Linked DNA regions of Homo sapiens: region 1 is linked to region 2. A link is an interaction called in ENCODE POLR2A ChIA-PET data of the cell type or tissue named here. Cell type or tissue: OCI-LY7. All regions are shown on one strand. Links, peaks and the distances in the headings refer to the core of each region. The heading gives the core; the rest is flanking DNA. Region 1 overlaps PUM1 (pumilio RNA binding family member 1). Region 2 has its middle 7.9 kb from the start of SDC3.

The links. Peaks named below come from ENCODE experiments on the same cell type or tissue, not always from the same donor. Only the 100,000 strongest peaks of a DNase experiment are listed, where the experiment ranks them.
Region 1: POLR2A ChIA-PET joins it to region 2 with 22 read pairs; 3 of 35 experiments call an interaction of 5 or more read pairs at or near these places.

The regions. Positions count from the first base shown.
Region 1 is chr1:31,046,308-31,057,535 of GRCh38, forward strand. The region is part of intron 2 of PUM1 (pumilio RNA binding family member 1); the gene reads right to left. It also overlaps the pseudogene LOC107985097. Among named protein-coding and RNA genes, the nearest start is that of PUM1, 14 kb to the right of the region's middle. RefSeq lists an enhancer at 10,170-10,670. In OCI-LY7, for the core only: no CTCF peak of the experiment used is centred there; no DNase peak of the experiment used is centred there; H3K27ac peaks cover 446 bases.
Region 2 is chr1:30,911,039-30,922,266 of GRCh38, forward strand. It overlaps the pseudogene RN7SL371P. Among named protein-coding and RNA genes, the nearest start is that of SDC3, 7.9 kb to the left of the region's middle. RefSeq lists an enhancer at 8,270-9,268. In OCI-LY7, for the core only: no CTCF peak of the experiment used is centred there; no DNase peak of the experiment used is centred there.

The sequences.
Region 1 (11,228 bases), core at 1,165-9,164, 140 kb after region 2:
CCCGGGAGGTGGAGGTTGCGGTGAGCCGAAATCGTGCCACTGCACTCCAACCTGGGCAACAAGAGTGAAACTCTCTCTCAAAACAAAATTAAAAAAATCAACAGTTTTCAAAAAAATATTACACAAAAAACATGAAGCGCATTCCTCTGGAGAAGTCTAATAACTGCAGCGGGGTTTTTGGGTTTTTTTTTTTTGTTTTTTTGGTTTTTTTTTTTTTTGAGACAGAGCCTTGCTCTGTCACTCAGGCTGGAGTGCAGTGGCGCGATCTTGGCTGACTGTAACTTCCGCCTCCGGGGTTCAAGCGATTCTCCTGCCTCAGCCTCCTAAGTAGCTGGGATTACAGGCACCTGCCACCACACACAGCATGTTGGTCAGTCTGGTCTCGAACTCCTAACCTCGTGATCCACCCACCTCCGTCTCCCAAAGTGCTGGGATTACAGGCATGAGCCACCACACAAGGCCCAACTGCAAGTACCAACACATTTACACCATTCAGGGCCAAGTTCTTTAACCAAATTCCCAAGTATTAAACTTACCCAACCTATTGCCAATCACTGACCCCACCACTTCTTACATGGAGGTGTAAGATTATATTCACAGCAGGCTATGCACAGTGGCTCACGCCTGTAATCTCAGCACTTTGGAAGGCCAAGGCGGGTGGATCATAAGGTCAGGAGTTCAAAAATCAGCCTGGCCAACATAGTGAAACCTCATCTCTACTAAAAATACAAAAATTAGCCAGGCATGGTGGTGCACACCCCTAGTCCCAGCTACTCAGGAGGCTGTGGCAGGACTCACTTGAACCCGGGAGGTGGAAGCTGTGGTAAGCCGAGATTGCACCATTGCACTCCAGCCTAGGCGACAGATAGAGACCCAATCTCAAAAAAAGAGTACATTCACAGCAAGGAGCAAAATGCCAGGGCAGCCAACAACTACACACTGAGCTGAAGCCACAGTGCTATTATGGCTCTTTACAATATCCAGAAGTCAAAGAAACTGAATGTAAAAAACAAAGAGGAGATCAGAAATCTCTCAAAAGGAAAAGAAAAAAAAAAGATGATTTACCCTATCCTCAGCACTTCAGCACTGACTTCTCTCCTGGCACTATGTTGTCAGTTCTTTCATCCTGTATGAATGTTTAAGTCCTTTCACAAGAGTGAATAACTAGATAGATTCTAATTGTTAAAGTATTCTTTCCACACACCCAGAAACCTAATTTTGTACTCAGGCTTAGCCTGCAGAGTATTCAGCAAATGCTGTTGCCTGAGAGAAAATGGACACATGCACAAAAGACATGTGTGTCTTCTGAAAATACAGAAAGGTGTCATGAAAAACAAGTAATAACATCCCACTGGCTGGGCATGGTGGCTCATTCCTGTAATCCCAGCACTCTGGGAGGTGGAGGTGGGTGGATCACCTGAGGTCACGTGTTCGAGACATCCTGGCCAACACGGTGAAACCCCATCTCTACTAAAAGTACAAAAATTAGCTGGGCATGTTGGCACATGCCTGTAATCCCAGCTACTGGGGAGGCTGAGGCATTGGAATGGCTTGAACCCAGGAGGTGGAGATTGCAGTGAGCCGAGATCGCACCACTGCACTATACAGCCTGGGCAACAAGAGTGAGACTCCGCTAAAAAACTTTTTAAAAGGCCGGACACAGTGGCTCACGCCTGTAATACCAGCACTTTGGGAGGCCGAGGCGGGTGGATCATGAGGTCAGGAGATCGAGACCCTCCTGGCTGATACAGTGAAACCCCATCTCTACTAAAAATACAAAAATTAGCTGGGCTTGGTGGCGGGCGCCTATAGTCCCAGCTACTCGGGAGGCTGAGGCAGGAGAATGACATGAACCCAGGAGGCAGAGCTTGCAGTGAGCTGATATCGCGCCACTGCACTCCAGCCTGGGCAACAGAACGAGACTGTCTCAAAAACAATAAAATAAAATAAAATAAAAAATAAAAAAAAGAAATAAAAAAAATCTTATTACTTTACAGTTTACAAAGCACTTCAACCACATCTATAACTGAAATTCCAAACACAACTCTCCCTAACTGCTGTTTTTTCCTCTAAGTAAGAATCTCAGGAATCATTATGCTTTCCTCTTTTCTTTAGCCACCAGGACCATCAAGGTAAATTCTTTTTTCTTTTTTCTTTTTATTTTTATTTTTTTTATTTTTTTTTTGAGATGGAGTCTCGCTCTGTCGCCCAGGCTGGAGTGCAATGGTGCGATCTCGGCTCACTGCAACCTCCGCCTCCCAAGTTCAAGCAATTCTCCTGCCTCAGCCTCCCAAGTAGCTGGGACTACAGGCGCGTGCCACCATGCCCAGCTAATTTTTTGTATTTTTAGTAGAGACGGGGTTTCACTGTGTTAGCCAGGACAGTCTCAATCTCCTGACCTCATGATCCGCCTGCCTCGGCCTCCCAAAGTGCTGCGATTACAGGCTTGAGCCACCATGCCCGGCCCATCAGGGTAAATTCTATAACCCATTATTCTGGTGCATATTTCTAACTTTACTCCAATTTATTTTCCTATCATGACCTTTTATTCCCATAGTCACATCTCACTACCACCTATCATACAATTTTACTAATTTCACATCAAAAACCTTTTGAGGCCGGGCGCAGTGGCTCACGCCTGTAATCCTAGTACTTTGGGAGGCTGAGGCGGGTAGATCACCTGAGGTCAGGAGCTCAAGACCAGCCTGGCCAATATGGCAAAACCCCGTCTCTACTAAAAATACAAAAATGAGCTGGCATGATGGCACATGCCTATAATCCCAGCTACTCAGGAGGCTGAGGCAGGAGAATCACCTGAACCTGGGAGGAGGAGGTTGCAGTGAGCCGAGATTGTGCCACTGCACTCCAGTCTGGGTGACAGCGAAACTCTGTCTGAAAAAATAAAAAACAAAAAACTACAAAAATTGGCTGGGGGCGGTGGCTCATGCCTATAATCCCAGCACTCTGGGAGGCTGAGGCAGGTGGATCACTTGAGGTCAGGAGTTCGAGACCAGCCTGGCCAACATGGTGAAACCCTGTCTCTACTAAAAACAGAAAAAGTAGCCGGGCATGGTAGCATGTGCCGGTAATCCCAGCTACTCAGGAAGTTAAGGCACAAGAAGTGCTTGAACCCAGGAGGCAGAGGTTGCAGTGAGCCAAGATCGCGCCATTGCACTCCAGCCTGGGCAACAGAGCAAGATTCCGTCTCAAAAAAAAAAAAAAATTAGCCAGGCATGGTAGTGGACACGTATAATCCCAACTGCTTGGGAGGCTGAAGCAGGAGAACTGCTTGAACCCAGGAGGAAGAGGTTGCAGTGATCTGAGATCCTGCCACTTCTCTCCAGCCTAGGTGAAAGGATGAAACTCCATCTCAAAAAAATAAAATTAAATTTAAAAAACCTTCTAAAATTAAACAAGGTAAAGATACATCATAAATATCTCTACAAGTTGCCATTTCAGAGGCATATATAATCAAGTACCATTCAGCATTAGAGAAGAGCATCTGACTGAACTTCCTTTTTTTTTTTTTTTTTTTTTTTTGAGACAGAGTCTTGCTCTGTCGCCCAAGCTGGAGTGCAGTGGTGCAATCTCAGCTCACTGCAATCTCCGCCTCCCAGGTTCAAGTGATTCTCCTGCCTCAGCCTCCCAAGTAGCTGGGACCACAGGCACCCGCCAACACACCTGGCTAATTTTTGTATTTTTTAGTAGAGACGGGGTTTCACCATGTTGGCCAGGCTGGTCTCAAACTCCTGACCTCAGGTGATCCGCCCACCTCAGCCTCCCAAAGTGCTGGGATTACAGGCGTGAGCCAATTGCAACCAGCCGAACTTCTTTTGTTTACACTGGAACAAGGTAATTCTTAAAGTTATAATCAGGCTAGGTTAAAATTATAGTCAGGCCAGGTACGTGGCTCACACTTTTAATCTCAGTACTTTGGGAGGCCAAGGTGCGAGGACTGCTTGAGACCAGGAGTTTAAAACCAGCCTGGACAACATTGTGAAACCCTGTCTCTACTAAAAATACAAAAATTAGCCAGGCATGGTGGTACACCCCTGTAATCCCAGCTACTCAGGAGGCTGAGGCACCAGATTGCTTGTACAAAGGAGGCAGAGGTTTCAGTGAGCCTAGATAGTGCCAGTGGGTGACAAAGTGAGACTCTGTCTCAAAAAAAAGAAAAAGTTATAGTTGAAGAAGGCCTGCTGATGATTCCTTTGACCAAGCACATAATGTTAAGCCTTGTGAATTCTGAGCATAATGAAAAGGCTCTAAGAGTACATGTGTAAGAGAAACAAAATATGAAAGATGGATTATTCAGCTTTAACATGTTAACCAAATGCTACTAGCACAAATGCTAAGGCAATCTACCCAGGTAGACAAGATTCATTGTCTAAGAGAGTCCATCAGCAGGTACAACAGAAAGACATTTCTAGGGAATGTCAAGACTCCCCAGTTTGGGAAATACTTGGGCTCCCTCCCAGTTTAACATAGTAGTCCCTGTTAATTACAAGGTATAAAAATTAACTGGAGCTCTTTCCTTTTGTCTCACTGCACTCCTGAGAGCAAGATGGGTCACCAGCAGCTCTACTGGAGCCACTCGCAAAAATTCAGCCAGGGTTCTCTCTCTTGTTGCGTATGCTCAGACCAGCAAGATCTGATCCAAATTACGGCCTCAATATGCCCCACCAGTGTTTCTGTCAGTAAGCGAAGAAAATGGGTTTCATTAAATTGGGCTGCATTAAGTTGGACGAAGTGATCTTCCTTGAATGGATTATCCAAGGCATCCACCCCAATGAAAGAAACCATGATAGCTCTTTTTTAATACATAATAAAAATAAAATTTTTAAAACCCTTCAAAAAAAAAAAGACTAACAGCACTGAAGAGTAAGACTGGTTGACATGTCAGGGGTGGGTATCAGAATATCATTGTTAAGATGGCCACACCAAGTGAAAGAAAAAGAAGGTACAAGTGGAGTCAAAATATATTCATCCACTGAATTTTTTTTTTTTTTTTTTGAGACGGCATTTCGCTCTTGTTGCCCAGAGTGGAGTGCAATGGCACAATCTCGGCTCACCGCAAACTCTGCCTCCCAGGTTCAAGCAATTCTCCTGCCTCAGCCACCCAAGTAGCTGGGATTACAGGCGTGCGCCACCACGCCCCACTAATTTTGTATTTTTTGTAGAGATGGGGTTTCTCCATGTTGGTCAGGCTGGTCTCCAACTCCTGACCTCAGGTGATCCGCCTGCCTTGGCCTCCCAAAGTGCTGGGATTATAGGTATGAGCCACTGCACCTGGCCTCACCCACTGATTTTTTTTTTTTGCCTGGTTCTCTGGAATTATCTCCTATAGGCTGTCAATCTATGATGGATACTGATATATCCTAGTGCTAAAAGAGTGCAAGCAAAGTGGGTAAGCTCTGTGGAACTGTCCTCCAAATTTCCCTTCCCCCAGGGCAAAGCTTCTACCTCTGTCCCTCATAATCCAGTACAGAGGCTACAGTTCAACCAATCGACTTTAATTTTTTTGCCCTATTTCATCAACCAGTTTATCTATCCCACAGCAGTTTACAGAGAAAACAGATTTCACAATACAAGAATAAAACACTCTCAAGTCAAAGACTTGACCTTAGGCTTTTAGTAATGAAATTTTCAATGTTATTCAGGAAAGAAAAAAATCTAAAGGTATAAAAATTACTGTCAAAATAAGTAACTTTTTTTTTTCTTTGGAGACGGAGTCTTGCTCTGTCGCCCAGGCTGGAGGGCAGTGGTGCGATCTTGGCTCACTGCAAGCTCCACCTCCCGGGTTCATGCCATTCTCCTGCCTCAGACTCCCGAGTAGCTGGGACTACAGGCGCCCACCACCACACCCGGCTAATTTTTCATATTTTTAGTAGAGACAGGGTTTCACCGTGTTAGCCAGGATGGTCTCGATCTCCTGATCTCGTGATCCGCCTGCCTCGGCCTCCCAAAGTGCTGGGATTACAGACATGAGCCACCGTGCCCAGCCCAAAATGAGTAACATTTTCAAATACATAACTCATTTGGGTGGGAAGATGTGTCTAGTGTTTCCTAGTATTTGTTTTTTAAATTTCCTTTTTTTCATTTTTTTTTTCTTTTCAAAGAGACAGGATCTCACTGTCACACAGGCTGGAGTGCCTGAACTCCCTGGGCTCAAGTGATCCTCCCTTGAGTAGGACTACAGGCATATGCCACCATGCCCAGCTAATTTTTTTCCTTTTTATTGTAGATACAGTGTCTCACTATATTGCCCAGGCTGGTCTCAAACTCCTGGCCTCAAGCAACCCTCCTGACCCAGCCTCCTGAGTATCTGGGATTAGAGGCAGGAGCCAATGTACCCAGCTTTATTTTCTAGTATTTTGCTCCATATCCATTATCTTTTTTTTTTTTTTTTGAGACAGAGCCTTGCTCTGTCGCCCAGGCTGGAGTGCAGTTGTGCGATCTCAGCTCACTGCAACCTCTGCCCTGCTTCCCGGGTTAGAGCAATTCTCATGCCTCAGCCTCTCGAGCAGCTGGAATTACAGTAACGCGCCACGACGCCCGGCTGATTTTTGTATTTTTAGTAGACACGGGGTTTCATCATGTTGCCCAGGTTAGTCTCGAACTCCTGGCCTCAACTGATCCGCCCACCTCGGCCTCCAAAAGTGCTGGGATTACAGGCATAAGCCACCACGCCTGGCCCAATATCCATCATCTTTTTTTTTTTTTGAGACAGAGTCTCCCTCTGTCACCCAGGCTGGAATGCAGTGGCGGGATCTCGGCTCACTGCAACCTCTGCCCCCGATTCAAGCGATTTTCCTGCCTCTCCTGAGTAGCTGGGATTACAGGCACGTGCCACCACACCTGGCTAATTTTTGTATTTTTAGTAGAGACAGGGTTTCACCATGTTGGCTGGTCTCAAACGCCTGACCTCGTGATCCACCTGCCTCAGCCTCCCAAAGTGCTGGGAGTACAGGCGTGAGCCACCACGCCCAGTCCACATTATCTTAATTGTATACTATGGGTATAATTTTACAGGCAAAAAAAAAAAAAAAATTTTTTTCATGAGACTTCTTTCCCTCACTTCCCTCCGAAGACCTCAGTTTGGCCCAAAAATGAGGGCTCTCTGCCGGGCGCAGTGGCTCACGCCTGTAATCCCAGCACTTTGGGAGGCCTTTTTTTTTTTTTGAGACAGGGTCTCAACTCTGTCACCCAAAATGGAGTGCAGTGGCACAATCTCGGCTCACTGCAACCTACGTCTCCTGGGCTCAAGTGATCCTCCTACCTCAGCCCTCCAAGTAGCTGGGACCACAGGCACAGCGCCACCATGCCTGGCTAATTTCTGTATATTTTGTAGAGACATGATCTCACCATGTTGTCCAGGCTGCTCTCGAACTCCTGGGGGCTCAAACTATCCACCCTCCTCAGCCTCCCAAAGTGCTGCGATTACAGGTGTGAGCCACTGCGTCCAGCCAAAAAATGAAAAACTTTTTAATGTAAGTATACAAGTGGCCCAGGAACGGTGGCTCATGCCTATAATCCCAGCACTTTGGGAGGCCGAGGCAGGTGGATCACCTGAGGTTAGGAGTTCGAGACTAGCCTGGCCAACATGGTGAAACCTTGTTTCTACTAAAAATACAAAATTAGCCGGGCGTGGTGGTGCACACTTGTAGTCCCAGCTACTGGGGAGACTGAGGCAGGAGAATCACTTGAACCCAGGAGGCGGAGGTTGCAGTGAGCTGAGATCGCGTCACTGCACTCCAGCCTGGACTACAGAGCAAGACTTTATTTCAAAAAAAAAAAAAAAAAAAAAAAAAAAGGAGTTTGAGACCAGCCTGAGCATGGCAAAACTCCACCTCTACAAAAAATACAAAGATGAGCTAGGTGTTGTGACGTGTGCCTGTGGTCCCAGGATAGGGAGGCTAAGGCAGAAGAATCGCTTGAGCCGAGGAGGCAGAGGTTGCAGTGAGCCTAGATGGTGCCCATTGCACTCCAGCCTCGGCAACAGGAGTGAAACCCTGTCTCAATAAATAAAAAGAAAAAAGTGTAAAAGCAATTGCTCTTAAATGGGAGTAATTACGAGAGAAATAAAGTACCTGGCATGACAAAGAGTTCCCCTCCCTCCAATGCTACTGGCATCACAGCCTGTGATATTCTTTACTTCGCTAGTTCACTAGTGAAAGCATCCTGCCAATTCGATCTCAAACTTTGTTCCATTATGCCAAAGGGCCACTAAAAAAAAAAAAAAAAAAAAAAAGGCCCAGTGGTAGGGTAGAATGAGCTGGCAATAGGATCACTTTATATTGAGTCATTCTGTCTCTACAGAGATAATTTTCCATCCACATTACCACTTAGAACACATATGTAATAAAAAACAGAACTGAAGAAAAATGGACTTTACCATTACTGCTTTTGGGAGTTGGGGGCAAGTACTCCTGCAATTATAGGAGAATGGTCAACATTTGTATTCATCTCATTATTAAGTTTACAGTCTCTAAATTTCAAGCAAAATTATGGCAAAACAATTCTTTGGCCCTGTAATGTGCCACTTGGTTGCACAGTTTTGTCTGGTTTATCTTGCCTAGGGAAGCAGAAACAGATCTAGAACGTGGACACTGGAATCAAAGACTGATTTCAAAAACCAGGTATTACCTGGTAACAAAGCCTCAGTTTCTCACTTTTCAAAAAAGGGTATTTATCTCCTTCATAGGATTGCTGTAAGGATTATATATAGGAAATACAATAGCCCAATGCCTAGAACATATAAATATTTCCGTTATCATCAGTGGTTCTCAACCTCTTTTTCACTCTGACCCACATGACAGATCAGGCACCCTCTTACACCTCCTATCCGTAACAGTGGCTAATAAGGGCAGAGATTCTCCACCTAGAGATGTGCCCCTTTGCTCTTCAATTATGCTACCCTTAGCACAGCTGCCTATCAAGTGGCCTCTACCTGTTGCCATGTGTTTCCCAGCAGGATGACTGAGCTGTAAGACCCACTCCTTTACCTGAGCGCAAAACTGAAGAACCTCTCGTCTTCCCTCATTCAATCAACACGAAAGTTTCATAATACCTCCTGGAAAAGGGGCATGAAAAACACAAGTCTCTGATCTAGAATAGTTCAGTCCAGAAGGTGAGAACAACACTAAAACCAGTACAATACACTATAATGACTACAGAAAAGTAACCTGTGGGTGGTCCACAACTGCAATATACCAACTACCCTGAGTTCCCCAACGTTGTTCATTATTTCATGCGTCCAGCCCAAAGAATTGTGTTGTAATGATGAATGCCAATTCCAAGGTCACTGGTTTAGGCCACCTGAGTGGGAAACAGGTTTTGCCATTTACTATTATTAACTCAAGTTTGCTAACTGACCTGGATAAAACTGCTCAGTAAGTCAGATGTGATTCCTTATGATAGGGCTCAGTGTAAGACAGAGGCCTGAGTAAGCCTTCAATAAACGCTTCTTAACTTGCACAGCAATAATCAGATCTTAGAGCTCTGCCAAGGACTGACCTAGAGTTTGATTTGCTCACCTAGCAAAGAACCTGCCAGGCACCTTGACTCTCCTTTCAGCTTCCACCCATCAGTCTATCATTAGGAAACACAACAAAAGATCTTATAGATCTTTATTACAGATTTTAAAAAACCAATGTTTATGATTTTTGAATAACATTTAGCCAAATAGTACAGAGATTACAGGGTTTGTTTTTGCCCCACTACACAGATGCCACCCAAATCAAATACCTCCTACCTTGATTTCCTGCTACAGGTAGAGCTGCCTACAGTATACACCCAGATATTCTGCTTCTACCTCAAACTCAACAGGTGTCCTATCAAATGTAATCACTGTGTCCCAAACCAGAGGCACTCTGTACTTTTCCTCCATTACTTCATCTTTCCAGGATATAAGATTTCTAATTCAATCACCAAATTCTGTGCATATCTTCATCCCAAAGAAAGAGAAAATCTTTCTTTTTTCTTTTTTTGGAGACAGAGTTTCGCTCTTGTCACTCAGGCTGGAGTGCAATGGTGTGATCTCTGCTCACTGCAACCTCCACCTCCCGGGTTCAAGCGATTCTCCTGCCTCAGCCTCCCGAGGAGCTGGGATTACAGGTGTGCACCACCATGCCAGGCTAATTTTTTTGTATTATTAGTAGAGACGGGGTTTCACCATGTTGGCCAGGCTGGTCTTGAACTCCTGACCTCAGGTGATCCACCTGCCTTGACCTCCCAAAGTGTTGAGATTGCAGGGGTGAGCCTTCTTTCAGCCTTACAGCTGAAAACCTTCCTTTTCTTTTCTTTTTTTTTTTTTTTTTTTTTTTTTTTTTTTTTTTGAGACAGGGTCCCACTCTGTTGCCCAGGCTGAAGTGCAGTGGCATGATCTCTGTTCACTGCAACTTCTGCCACCCACGCTCAAGCAATCCTTCCACCTCAGGCTCCCAAGCAGCTGGAAACACAGGCATGTGCCCCCACGCCCAGCTAATTTTTTACTTTATTTTTTGAGATGGAGTTTCACCCATTGCCTAGGCTGGAGTGCAATGGCAAGATCTCAGCTCACTGCAAACTCCCTGTCCCAGGTTCAAGTGACTCTCCTGCCTCAGCCTTCCAAGTAGCTGGGATTACAAGCATGCGCCACCACGCCTGGCTAATTTCTGCATTTTTAGTAGAGACAGGGTTTCACCATGTTGGTCAGGCTGGTCTCAAACTCCTTACCTCAGGTGATCCACCCACCTCGGCCTCCCAAAGTGCTGGGATTACAGGCATGAGCCACTGCACCCAGCCTGTCTTTGTTTCGACTATAGTAAAGAACTGGTCAGATGCAGTAGCTCACACTTGCAATCCCAGCACTCTGGGAGTCCAAGGCAGGTGGATCACTGTGAGCCTGGGCTCAAAGTAGAGCCTGGCCAACATGGCAAAACCCCGTCTCTACAAAAAATACAAAAGTAGCCGGGTGTAGTGTTGCAAACCTGTAGTCCCAGCTACTCAGGAGACTGAGGTGGGAGGATCGCTTGAACCAGGGAGACCGTGGTTGCAGTGAGCCAATATCATCATATCACCACACTCCAGCCTGGATGACAGAGCCAGACCTTGTCTCAAAAAAAAAAAAAAAAAGAAAAAGAAAAAAAAAAAAGGGCTGGGCATGGTGGCTCACACCCGTAATCCCAGCACTTTGGGAGGCTGAGGCAGGTGGATCACATGAGGTCAGGAGTTCAAGACCAGCCCGG
Region 2 (11,228 bases), core at 1,023-9,022:
AAATTGGGTGCCTGCTGTGTGCCAGGCCAGGTACCAGGTTGTGAGGATTACATGAGCTCTTCCCTGCCATCGTAATGGAGTTCAATGAAGGTGGCTGGGAATGAAGCTTACAAAGGAAGGGACTCAGATGTAGGGATAACATCATCCTTCAGAGATGCTGAGCAGATCCCAGGAACATACCAACCCTGAGGCGCTCCCAAAGGGCCAGCAGGGTTAGGGTGGGGATTATGAGGAGCCAGATGTCAGCTGGCCACAGACAGCAGTGGCAATTCTAAGAGGCAGTAAGTATCCTGTCTTGAGAGGTATTCAAGGCTCGGAGAACTATCTAGCAGGGAGACCATTAGGATGGTTTCCATGAGTAAGATGGGCAGTGAGCATGGCCCATCTTCAGAGGTTCCTGCCAGCTCTGAGACTTCTGGAAGCAGCAACTCCACTTCCCTGACATCCTGGGGAAGAGGTGGGGGCGGGGCAGTGGAGAATCTTTGGTCTGGACAGGCCAGGAGCGCCACCTGCTGCTCTTCAAAGACACTGGTCACAGCCAGAACTAAGACAGGTCTGGGCCCCTGAAGGTCCTTCTCATCTTGCTCCCCCCGGGTCCCAGGTCTCCCTGGGGTTCACAGATGCACACATTTCCTGCCCTCAAGCACATGGGTCATCTGCACAGTCACCCTTGCCCAGGCCTCCTTGTGCATTGGAGCCACATCCCCACATACTCAGGGTCTCCCTTCATAGCACCATAACCTCACCCACAGGCACCAGCTGCTGCCGCCTCCTGGCACAATAGTCACAGCCCCCTCCGGCCTTTAGAATACACACTGCCTCCTCTGGGAAGTCTTCCTGATGTCCTCTGGGTGATCAGGCCTGGTCCTGTCCTGCCGGCATCCTGATCACACTCATCCTGCACTCCCCACCCTGCTTTCAGTCCCTACTGTCTGTCTTGCTCAAAAGTGGGAGCATTCAGTATCCCAAATGAACAGTAGCTATAGAAGGGCCCAAGTGGAGCTGATTATGGGCCAGGCACTGCTCTATCAAATGCACACTCACATTAGCCCCATTTCCAGATGAAAAACCAATACACAGAGAAGATAGGAGATATGCCGAGGCACCACGACTGGCAGTGAGAGCTGAGATCCTGACCCAGGCCAACAGTTAAACTGCAATGCCAGGCCCAGTGGTGTATTGGGAGGCGTTTGATGAATGAATTAGAGTCACCGAGGGGATTCACACAGTCACACACCAACATGCAGACATACTCATGCAGTCTGGCCCCTGGGGAACCCCACAAGGCACGCCTAGTGGCTACATCTCAACCTTTCCACCTCACCCCCACCCCAGTCAGAGCCTTCTCTGCCCTTGACAGGGCCTCCTAGCTCTAACCAAGCAGCAGAGGGGTGGGGACGCCTCAGCGGCATCTCTGAACTCCACTCAGGTGAGCCTAAGATGCCTTATTCAGAGTGGCACGCCCAGGCCTGACACAGAGTGGGTGCTCAGTAGCTGTCACCTGACTCTACCTGTCCCCCAGGGGATTGGCTAAGACAACCAGCTCTCTGGACCTCAACAGTCCCATGGCATCCTAAAAGCCAAGATTGATGGAGGCCTTACTACCTGCCAGGCACTGTTCTGAGCACTTGCCAAACACACCCTCATCTACTCCTCCCCACAGGCCTGTAATTTGGGCACGACAAGCAAACTTGCCTCCCAGGGCTGCTACTATGAGAACCAAATGAGCGGCCAGCCCTGGAGTCCGGCACACAGTGAGCCCTGTCCAGGTGCTTGCTCTCTACTTCGTCCCATTTCACAGCTGGGGAATCTGGGGCTCACAGGAGTTCAATAATTTATCCCAGGTCACCCAGCCAGGAAGTGGGCAGCCAGGATTTGAACCAGGCATGTGATGACAGAGCCCTGGCTTTTCACCCTGTGCTGAGCTGTCCCCCGTGGGCAGAGGGGACTTTATGATCCTTACCAGACCTCCCAAACACAAGTGCTGTCTCAGCTCAAGGCAATCACAGGGCTTGCAAAACAAGTCCCGGCCTCCCCTCGCCACCCCCATCTCCATCCTGCTCCCTCCCCACCCCAACCATCTCCCACCACAACTTCCGGTCTTGCCCAAGAGTCAGGATGGAGGCCACAGCCCAGGCTTGCTTCTGAGAAAGTCCAAGTGACAGCAGTCTTGGAGGTCAGTGACCCCCAAAACTGAGGAACCAAAACAGGGCTCTGACAAGAGGGCTCCAGATCAGGAGGATCCCAAAGTCCTCCTAGGGGAAGCTGGGGAGACTCAGAAGCCATCTGGTGCCCCAGTGAGTGGAAATCTCACTGGGGAAGGATCTGCAAGGCCTGTGGCCGGACCAGGGTGACTGGGAGAAGGCTTGGCCTTCCCACAACAGGGGTCCTCAATCGTGGGGAGCCTCCTGCCCGCCGAAGGGACCTGGCCCATATGAGGGTCTCACAGAGCCATGCCCCGCCCTTAGTACAGAGCCAGGCTCGGCCAGCCTTCCCTGACCTCCCTGTGTGCTGGGAAAGTCCTTGTAGGGTGAGAGGGTAGGTGACACCCCAGGACACATGGCTGCTAGACACAGGTTAGGATTTGAACTCAGGCCTCTTCCAGGTCTGTGAGCTGAGGGTTTGCAAACTGTAGATCCCAAAGCGTTCCTGAGGGCTGGTGGATCCCCAGGTTCCTCAGGGCTGGTGTGCGAGGAGGGGGAGTAATCAGATTTTGTTTGAGCTCTGTGGCCTGTAGGTCACAGAGCAAGGCCTGGGCTGGCCTTGTAGGAGGGAAGAGGCTGTGTAGACTCAGCAGGGCCTGTGGCTGAAGAAGCCCCAGATTGGCAGTCGGGGAGGGGAGCTGCTTGAGGGGAGAGGAGAGCTCTGGGACTCCAAGCTGGGTAGGGGTGGAAACAAGGTGGGTCCCACCTCTGTAGGGTCTGAAGCTTATACGGTTTGAAGGGATCTCGAGTACACAGTTAGGAAGAAGGCTTTGGAAAGCGGCTGTGCAAATGAAGGGCCCTGAAGCATCAGCTTCATTTTATGGCAAATGTGCCTCTGAATGGCCACCCACCACCCCGCCAGATACTATCGCCTGAATCCAGCAAAGTCAGAGGTGGACTGGGCTGGGCGTTGGCTCACGCCTGTAATCGTAGCACGTTGGGAGGCTAGGGAGGGCAGATCACTTGAGCTCAGAAGTTCAAGACCAGCCTGGGCAACATGGCAAAACCCCATCTCTAAAAAAAAATAACAAAACAAAACAAAAGAAAAAAAACACGAGCCGGTTGTGGTAGTGGGCACCTGTGGTCTCAGCTACTCAGGAGGCTGAGGCAGGAGGACCACTTGAACCTGGGAGGCAGAGGTTGCAGTGAGCTGAGATCATGCCACTGCACTCCACCCTGGGCAACAGAGCAAGATCTTGTCCCACAAAAACAAAGGAAAAAACAGAGGGAGCCTGGGCAGGGAATGGCTACCTCCTCTCTGAGGGAATCTAGGAAGGCTTCATGGTGGTGGTGGCGACATCTCCCCTGGGCCATTGCAGGCAGGCCTTGGAGAATTGGGTGCTTTGAAATGGTCCTACAGGGGCTGAGCCCTACCTGGGAGGAGAGCCTCTAAGGCCCTGAGCTCCAGCTTGAGGCTTCATCCTGACATCGTGTGTGGACGAGGCTGAGAACATTCTGGAGGCTTGTTCCCTGTGATCTAGAATGGACAGAGCAGGCAGGGCCTACTTTAACTGCCCATTTCATAGAAGAGAATACTGAGGCCTTAAAACGGAATGTGACTGACCCCAAGGTCACATAATAAGCCTGTGGCAGAGCTGGGACTAGAACCCAGGTGGCTTCACTCCTTGCCCTGGGGCCTTTCTCTCTTCCACTCCCTTCTCCTGGACCAGCTGCTCTGTTTTGACAGAGCTCTTAGGATAAGCCCCCTCCCCAACCAAGGTCTTCATTCAAACCCACAGGCCGTCCCACTCTGTCCATCGAAGGTCACAGGACTAGGAAATGACCATTGGCAGAGCCCAGGCCCAGGAGCTGTGCTCACACACCTGCCCTCTTCTCTGTGCAGAGGTGGAGAAGCTGGGTGAGGAGAGAGGAGGGGAGGAGAGAGAAAGGGGAGGATGGGAGGAGGGCACTGCCCCAGAAGCCATTCCAGGAACACACCCCCGTGCCTGGGAATAAACTGCTCATTTAGAATCATTTTCCTGGAACCAAAAATATGCCTCCCTAAAAATATATTTTCTTTCTCACCTCATTCTGAGGCTGCAGCAGCTCAGCTGCCTCTAGGAGGTGGGTGGGGGAGAGTGACCGGGGCCTGTGGGGGGAGATCCCCCTTTCCCCAGGGCTGTGGATACTGACCACTGGGTCCCCCTCTCTGAGCACAGCTGTCATTGAGATATGCAGTACATCACATTTGTGTGTGTGTTTGGTTTTTTGGATTTTCGAGACTGTTGGACCCACATTCAAACTTCAACCTAGAGGTATCGAGCCCCAGCGAGGGCTGGGCACAGATCTGGACACTGAGGGAGCTCCCACCAAGGATGGGAGGCAGGCAACAGGCAAGCAACTGCACCAGGGGACACCTTAGTGCTGCCCTCGCCTCCTGTGTGCCTCTGAGCAGGTGCTTCTCCCACCCTGGGCCTCAGTCTCGTCATCTGCGAAGGGATCAGATGCGGGTAGCCACCCTGAATTCTCTGCGGACAGTCCTGCCGCTGGCCATGGTGGAGGGGAAGAGCAGCTGCCCTGGCAGCACTGACTCCAAAGAGAGGCCTGGGGCACTCGGGGCTCAAATTCTGGGTCTGCCACTTCCAGGCCAGTGGCCAGGGCCATTTTCCTCCCATGCAAGTTAGGGTCAGTGACGGCTCACAAGGCTGGAGGGAGGCAAACAAAGCAACACAGGACAGCACCCAGCATAGGGCAAGGCCCACAGTCACATGGAGCAGACCACTGTGTTTTTGTTGTTGTTATTTTTAGAGACAGGGTCTCACTCTGTTGTCCAGGCTGAAGTGCAGTGGCACAATCACAGCTCACTGCAGCCTCTATCTCCTGGGATCGAGAGATCCTCCTGCCTCAGCCTCTGGAGTAGCTGGAACTATGGTGGGCCACCACACCCAACCCTATGCCACTAATTTTTTTTTTTTTTTTTTTTTAGACAGAATCTCATTCTGTCACCCAGGCTGGAGTACAGTGGCGTGATCTCGGCTCACTGCAAGCTCCGCCTCCTGGGTTCACGCCATTCTCCTACCTCAGCCCCCTGAGTAGCTGGGACTACAGGCGCCTGCCACCACGCCTGGCTAATTTTTTTGTATTGTTAGTAGAGACGGGGTTTCACCATGTGTTAGCCAGGAAGGTCTCGATCTCCCGACCTCGTGATCCGCCCGCCTCGGCCTCCCAACGTGCTGGGATTACAGGCATGAGCCACCATGCCCAGCCCCTAGGCCACTACTTTTAAGTCATTCTTTGTCTGGTTCACCCCAGACCTGAGGTGGGAGGGCGAGGATACCCCACCCTTCCCCCACGGGAACTGAGAGAGTCTGAGGTTCCACAGGGAGGGGGCAGGTGGCTGCCAGGACCCTGGAACAGGTTGGCTTCGGCCCCTGGAGTTGTTGGTCCAGCCCTGCCCAAGGACATGTTCCCATGCTGGTATCTAGGAGCACCAGGAAGTGTAATCCAATTATACACTTTAAGTTATTTTTAAAAGTATGATTAAATTATTATTATGTTAATTTTAATTTTTATTTATTTATTTATTTGTTTTTTTAAACGGAGTCTCTCTCTGTTGCCCAGGCTGGAGTGCAGTGGCGTGATCTCTGCTCACTGCAAGCTCCACCTCCTGGGTTCACGCCATTCTCCTGCCTCAGCCTCCTGAGTAGCTGGGACTACAGGTGCCCACCACCACACCTGGCTAATTTTTTTTTTTTTTTGTATTTTTAGTAGAGATGGGGTTTCACCGTGTTAGCCAGGCTGGTCTCAGTCTCCTGACCTGGTGATCCACCCGCCTTAGCCTCCCAAAGTGCTGGGATTACAGTCTTGAGCCACCGCACCCGGCCGATTAAATTATTGTTGACTAGGCCAGGTACAGTGCCTCACGTCTGTAATCCCAGCACTTTGGGAGGCCGAGGTGGGCAGATCACTTGAGCCCAGGAGTTCAAGACCAGCCTGGACAACACAGTGAAACTCCTTCTCTACTGAAAATACAAAAAGTAGCCGGAGGTAGTGGTGTGTGCCTGTAATCCCAGCTACACGGGGGGCTGAGGCAGGAGAATAGCTTGAACCTGGGAGGCGGAGGTTGCAGTGAGCCAAGATCGTGCCACTGTACTCCAGCCTGGGCAACAGAGTGAGACTCTGTCTCAAAAAAAAAAAAAAAAAAAAAAAAAAAAGGACCGGGTGTGGTGGCTCATGCCTGTAATCCTAGCACTTTGGGAGGCTGAGGTGGGTGGATCACAAGGTCAGGAGTTCAAGACCAGCCTGGCCAAGATGGTGAAACCCCATCTCTACTAAAAATATAAAAATTAGCCAGGCATGGTGACAGGTGCCTGTAATCCCAGCTACTCGGGAGGCTGAGGCAGAGAATTGCTTGAACCCAAGAGGCAGAGGTTGTAGTGAGCCGAGGTCGGGCCACTGCACTCCAGCCTGGGTGAGACTCTGTCTCCAAAAAAAAAAAAAAAGGTTATTATTGACTATAGTCACCCTTTTGTACTATCAAATACTAGGTCTTATCATCCTTTCTTTTTTGTTGCACCCATTAACTGTCGTCCCCACCTCCTCTCCTCTACCCCCTCACTAGCCTTCCCAGCATCTGGTAACCAACCTTCTGTTCTCTATCTTCCTGAGTTTAATTGTTTTGATTGTTAGATCCCACAGATAAGTTTAAAGTGCTTCTTTGAGTGAAAAGCAATTCATGAACTGGGAAACACCAAACCAGAAGAGGTTTAATGTTCCAGTGACAAATCATCAGAGGCAAGTATTTAAGGGATAAACGCAGAAGTAAAATAAATTATTTGATTGGTTGCAATTATATAGTTGTTTATTTGGTCTATGCCGTTAGAAAGTCCCCCGTTATATAAAAATTTGTGGACTACTTCTGACTGGTTGAGCTGAAGTTCTGTTTTTCTTTAATAGAGGCATTTACAAGAAATAGCTCAATTTTTGCTTATGTTTGCAAATCAAGCAAGGTTGAGGTCATGTATGAGGCCTAACTGGTTTTGTCTGCTCTGGGATTCTTCAGACCTGGTCTCCATTTTAATTTAACAAGTGAAAGGGTTATAGGGCTGGGCACAATGGCTGACGCCTGTAATCCCAGCACTTTGGGAGGCCGAGGCGGGTGGATCAACTGATATCAGGAGTTCAAGACCAGCCTGGTCAAAATGATGAAACCTTGTCTCTACTAAAAACACAAAAAATTAGCCGGGTATGGTGGCGCGTGCCTGTAATTTCATCTACTCAGGAAGCTGAGGGAGGAGAATCGCTTTAACCCGGAAGGCAGAGGTTACAGTGAGCCAAGATCATACCATTGCACTCCAGCCTGGGCAACAGAGGAGACTCCATCTTCTTTTTTTTTTTTTTTTTTTTTGAGACGGAGTCTCACTCTGTCACCCAGGCTAGAGTACAGTGGTGTGATCTCGGCTCACTGCAACCTCTGCCTCCTAGGTTCAAGCAATTCTCCTGCCTCAGCCTCCCAAGTAGCTGGGATTACAGGCGCCCACTACTGCGCCAGGCTAATTTTTGTATTTTTAGAAAAGATGGGGTTTCACCATCTCGGCCAGGCTGGTCTCGAACTCCTGACCTCGTGATCCCAAAGGCCTCGGCCTCCCAGAGTGCTGAGATTACAGGTGTGAGCCAACACGCCCAGCCTCAGGAGACTCCATCCTGAAAAATAAATAAAGTATTACAGGACTATGGTTCCTCTGCCCACTGCACAGTAACAGACCCCATTACATGGAGACAGCAGGGTTTGCAGAAGCAGAAAGAGTTTACTGATCACAGGGCACCAAGCGAGGAGATCCTCAAATCCATCCCTCCGAGGAGTTCTGGGCTGGGATTTCTAAGGGGATTGTTGAGGGTGAGGGGCTAGAAAACTTGGGTCATTGATGGTTTTGAGTAAGGGGGATGACATCATCAGGACATGGAAACTGCATTTTTTGGTGAGTCAGCTCTTCAAACCAGTCAGGTCCTTCAAACCAGCTGAGTCAGCAGTTTCCTCAGTATGCAGGACCTGAAGGAATAGCTCAAAGAGAGAACTTAAGGCTTCCTAATGTTCAAGTTGTTATCTGCAGAGCAGCTAAGGGGAACTATCGTCCTGTAACAGGGTCTCGTGATTCTAGGTCAACAGGTTGCAAAAAGCAGCTGTGAGGAGGCAGGTCAGAGAGTGAGCTGACCTCAAAATGAAGGCTGAACGTGCTACAAGCTCAGTTTATTTTCATTATTCCCCCTCTCTTCTTCCCTGATTAATTTTATAAAGTTTATAGGGGCAGTTTCAAAAGCAAGCTGAGAGTGTGACCAGAGTATGGCATTATTCTCAGTTACTACCGTTAACACAGTCTGGAACAGAGCCATGTAGATGCTATCATCAACAGCTGCGTTAGGACTGTGGTCTTGTGGTCATTGGTATCCAAAATTGCATAGTCACTATAGGCCCTAGTGGTGGGCTTGCTCAGTTCTCCAGGTTGTTAAATCCTGCTGGCAATCATTCGATATGCAAGTGGCTGCGGGAAAGCATTTATTTATGTACTTATTTTTTAGAGACTGGGTCTTGCTCGGTCACCCAGGCTGGAGTGCAGTGGCACCATCATAGTTCACTGCAGCCTTGAATTCCTGGGCTCAATGATCCTCCCACCTCAGCCTCCTGAGTAGCTGGGACTACGGGCACACGCCACTGCACTGGGCTAATTAAAATAAAATTTTTTTGTAGAGACAAGGTCTTACTTTGTTGCCCAGGCTGGTTGAGAACTCCTGGCTTCAAGCAATCTTTCGGCCTTAGTCTCCCAAAGTGCTGGGATTATAGGGTGAAACGGTGTCATTTAAAACCCTTGAGAGGATACAATGCACAAAGGGGGTGAATAGAATAACTATAAGGAAAATAATAGCCAAGGACTGAAAAACGCCCTGGAACAAAGATTCCCAGGAGCCAAGATTTCACCAGCTAAAACATATCAATGAAGGAGGTAGCACCTATCTGCTAAGACTTGTATTTGTTTCTTAAGAGCCTTTATTAGCCAGGTGTGATGGCTCATACCTGTGGTCCCAGCTACTCAGGAGGCTGAGGTAGGAGGATGGCTTGAGCTCAGGAGGTCCTGGCTGCAGTGCGCCATGATCGCACCACTGCATGCATTCCAGCCTGGGTGACAGGGTAAGACCCTGTCTCAAAAAAAAGAGCTTTAAATTTTGGGCAACAGTTTCTTATTAACATAAAAGCAACTTTTTTTTTTTTTTTTTTGAGACAGAGTCTCACTCTGTTCGCCCAGGCTGGAGTGCAGTGGTGTGATCTCAGCTCACTGCAACCTCCACCTCCCAGGTTCAAGTGATTCTCCTGCCTCAGTCTCCCAAGTAGCTGAGATTACAGACATGCACCACCGCACCCGGCTAATTTTTGTGATATTTTAGTAGAGACGGGGTTTCACCATGTTGGCCAGGCTGGTCTCAAACTCCTGACTTCAGGTGATCCGCCCACCTCAGTCTCCCAAAATATTGGGATTACAGGCGTGAGCCACCACTCCCTCACTGGCCGAAACATTTCTTAATCAATAAAAACACAAGCTCCTCCTTATTAAGCTGTGAAGGTATCAAGAACTACGTTGGAGTATTATTGAGGCAAATTGTTCACTTCAGATTGTATCCCTTGAAGGGAATTCAAGGTTTTGTTCTACGAAAACAAAAGAAAAACAAAGGTTAACATCTGGAGCAAATTATGATGTTAGTTTTTGAGTCTCAAGGGCAGCTAGCTGAGATGTCTAGATGTGAGTGGGAAGCATCTTTAGATGACGGAATGAAGATGGCGTTGAATGACTCTGGCTATGGCATCAGGCAGTGTGCCAGTAAACTCTCCACATGACGCGTATAGTAGCAGGCATGAAAGTTGCCCGTACATGACCTGTTGTAGTGATATTTCTAAAACTTAAAGTCATTGAGTTTCAGCTTATAGGGCTTAGGAAAGGAGCAGTTTTAGTTTTTAGTGAAACTAGAAAGTTTCGGAATTTAATTCAGTTTACAGATAGATAACAAAACCTCAAAGAAAATGAACAGAACTAGAATTTGATAATGGGTGCACTATAGTGTTTAACTGAAATAACAATCTTTTTTTAATCATCACTCCTGTTTTTACCAAAAATAATCATAGTTCTTTTTTTCAAAATAAGTCTAATTCCATTAAATTTGACCTGATTGTTTACAGAAATGTAACATAATAATTTCGTGTATATTTTTAAATATGATACTTTAATCAGAGCTCTGTTCATATCCAAGGGGCTTTCGTGACTTTGTATCAATCAACCTTAGTTTTCAAAAACTGTCTGATAATGAGAAATCTCAGAACAGGTATTTTAAAACTTCTTGAAGAAGCCAAACTAAGAACTTGCCCAATTATGTTCTGTTATGAGAACCAATTTTTATTGAACCTATGATAATACTCATATTGCAAATAAAAATATTTAATAAGAGTTTCCAAATTCTGGAGTAATCAGGTAGGGAGAGAAAGATAAATGTTGCATTTTTGTTTACAAAGATATATATATAGATATATAGATATATAGATTTTTTTTTTTTTTACACAGAGTCTCACTGTCGCCTAGGCTGGATTGCAATGGCGTGATCTCGGCTCACTGCAAGCTCCGCCTCCCGGGTTCAGGCCATTCTCCTGCCTCAGCCTCCCGAGTAGCTGGGACTACAGGCACCCGCCACCACACCCAGCTAATTTTTTTTTTTTTTTTTTGTATTTTTAGTAGAGACGGGGTTTCACTGTGTTAGCTAGGATGGTCTCGATTTCCTGACATCGTGATCCACCCACCTCGGCCTCCCAAAGTTCTGGGATTACAGGTGTGAGCCACTGCACCTGGCCTACAAAGATATATTTTATCAAATTGTTATTGTAGACAGTTAAGGGAAGAGAAAAAAAGTCTCCTTAAATTTAGAAAATAAAACATTTCTTAGAACCAGCAATGCTTCAAAGAAAAACTCATAAAAAATTAAAATTATTTTCATCAGTTTAGTCTCATATAATTAATTTTTGTTTTCCTTGATATTGGATTAGCAGTT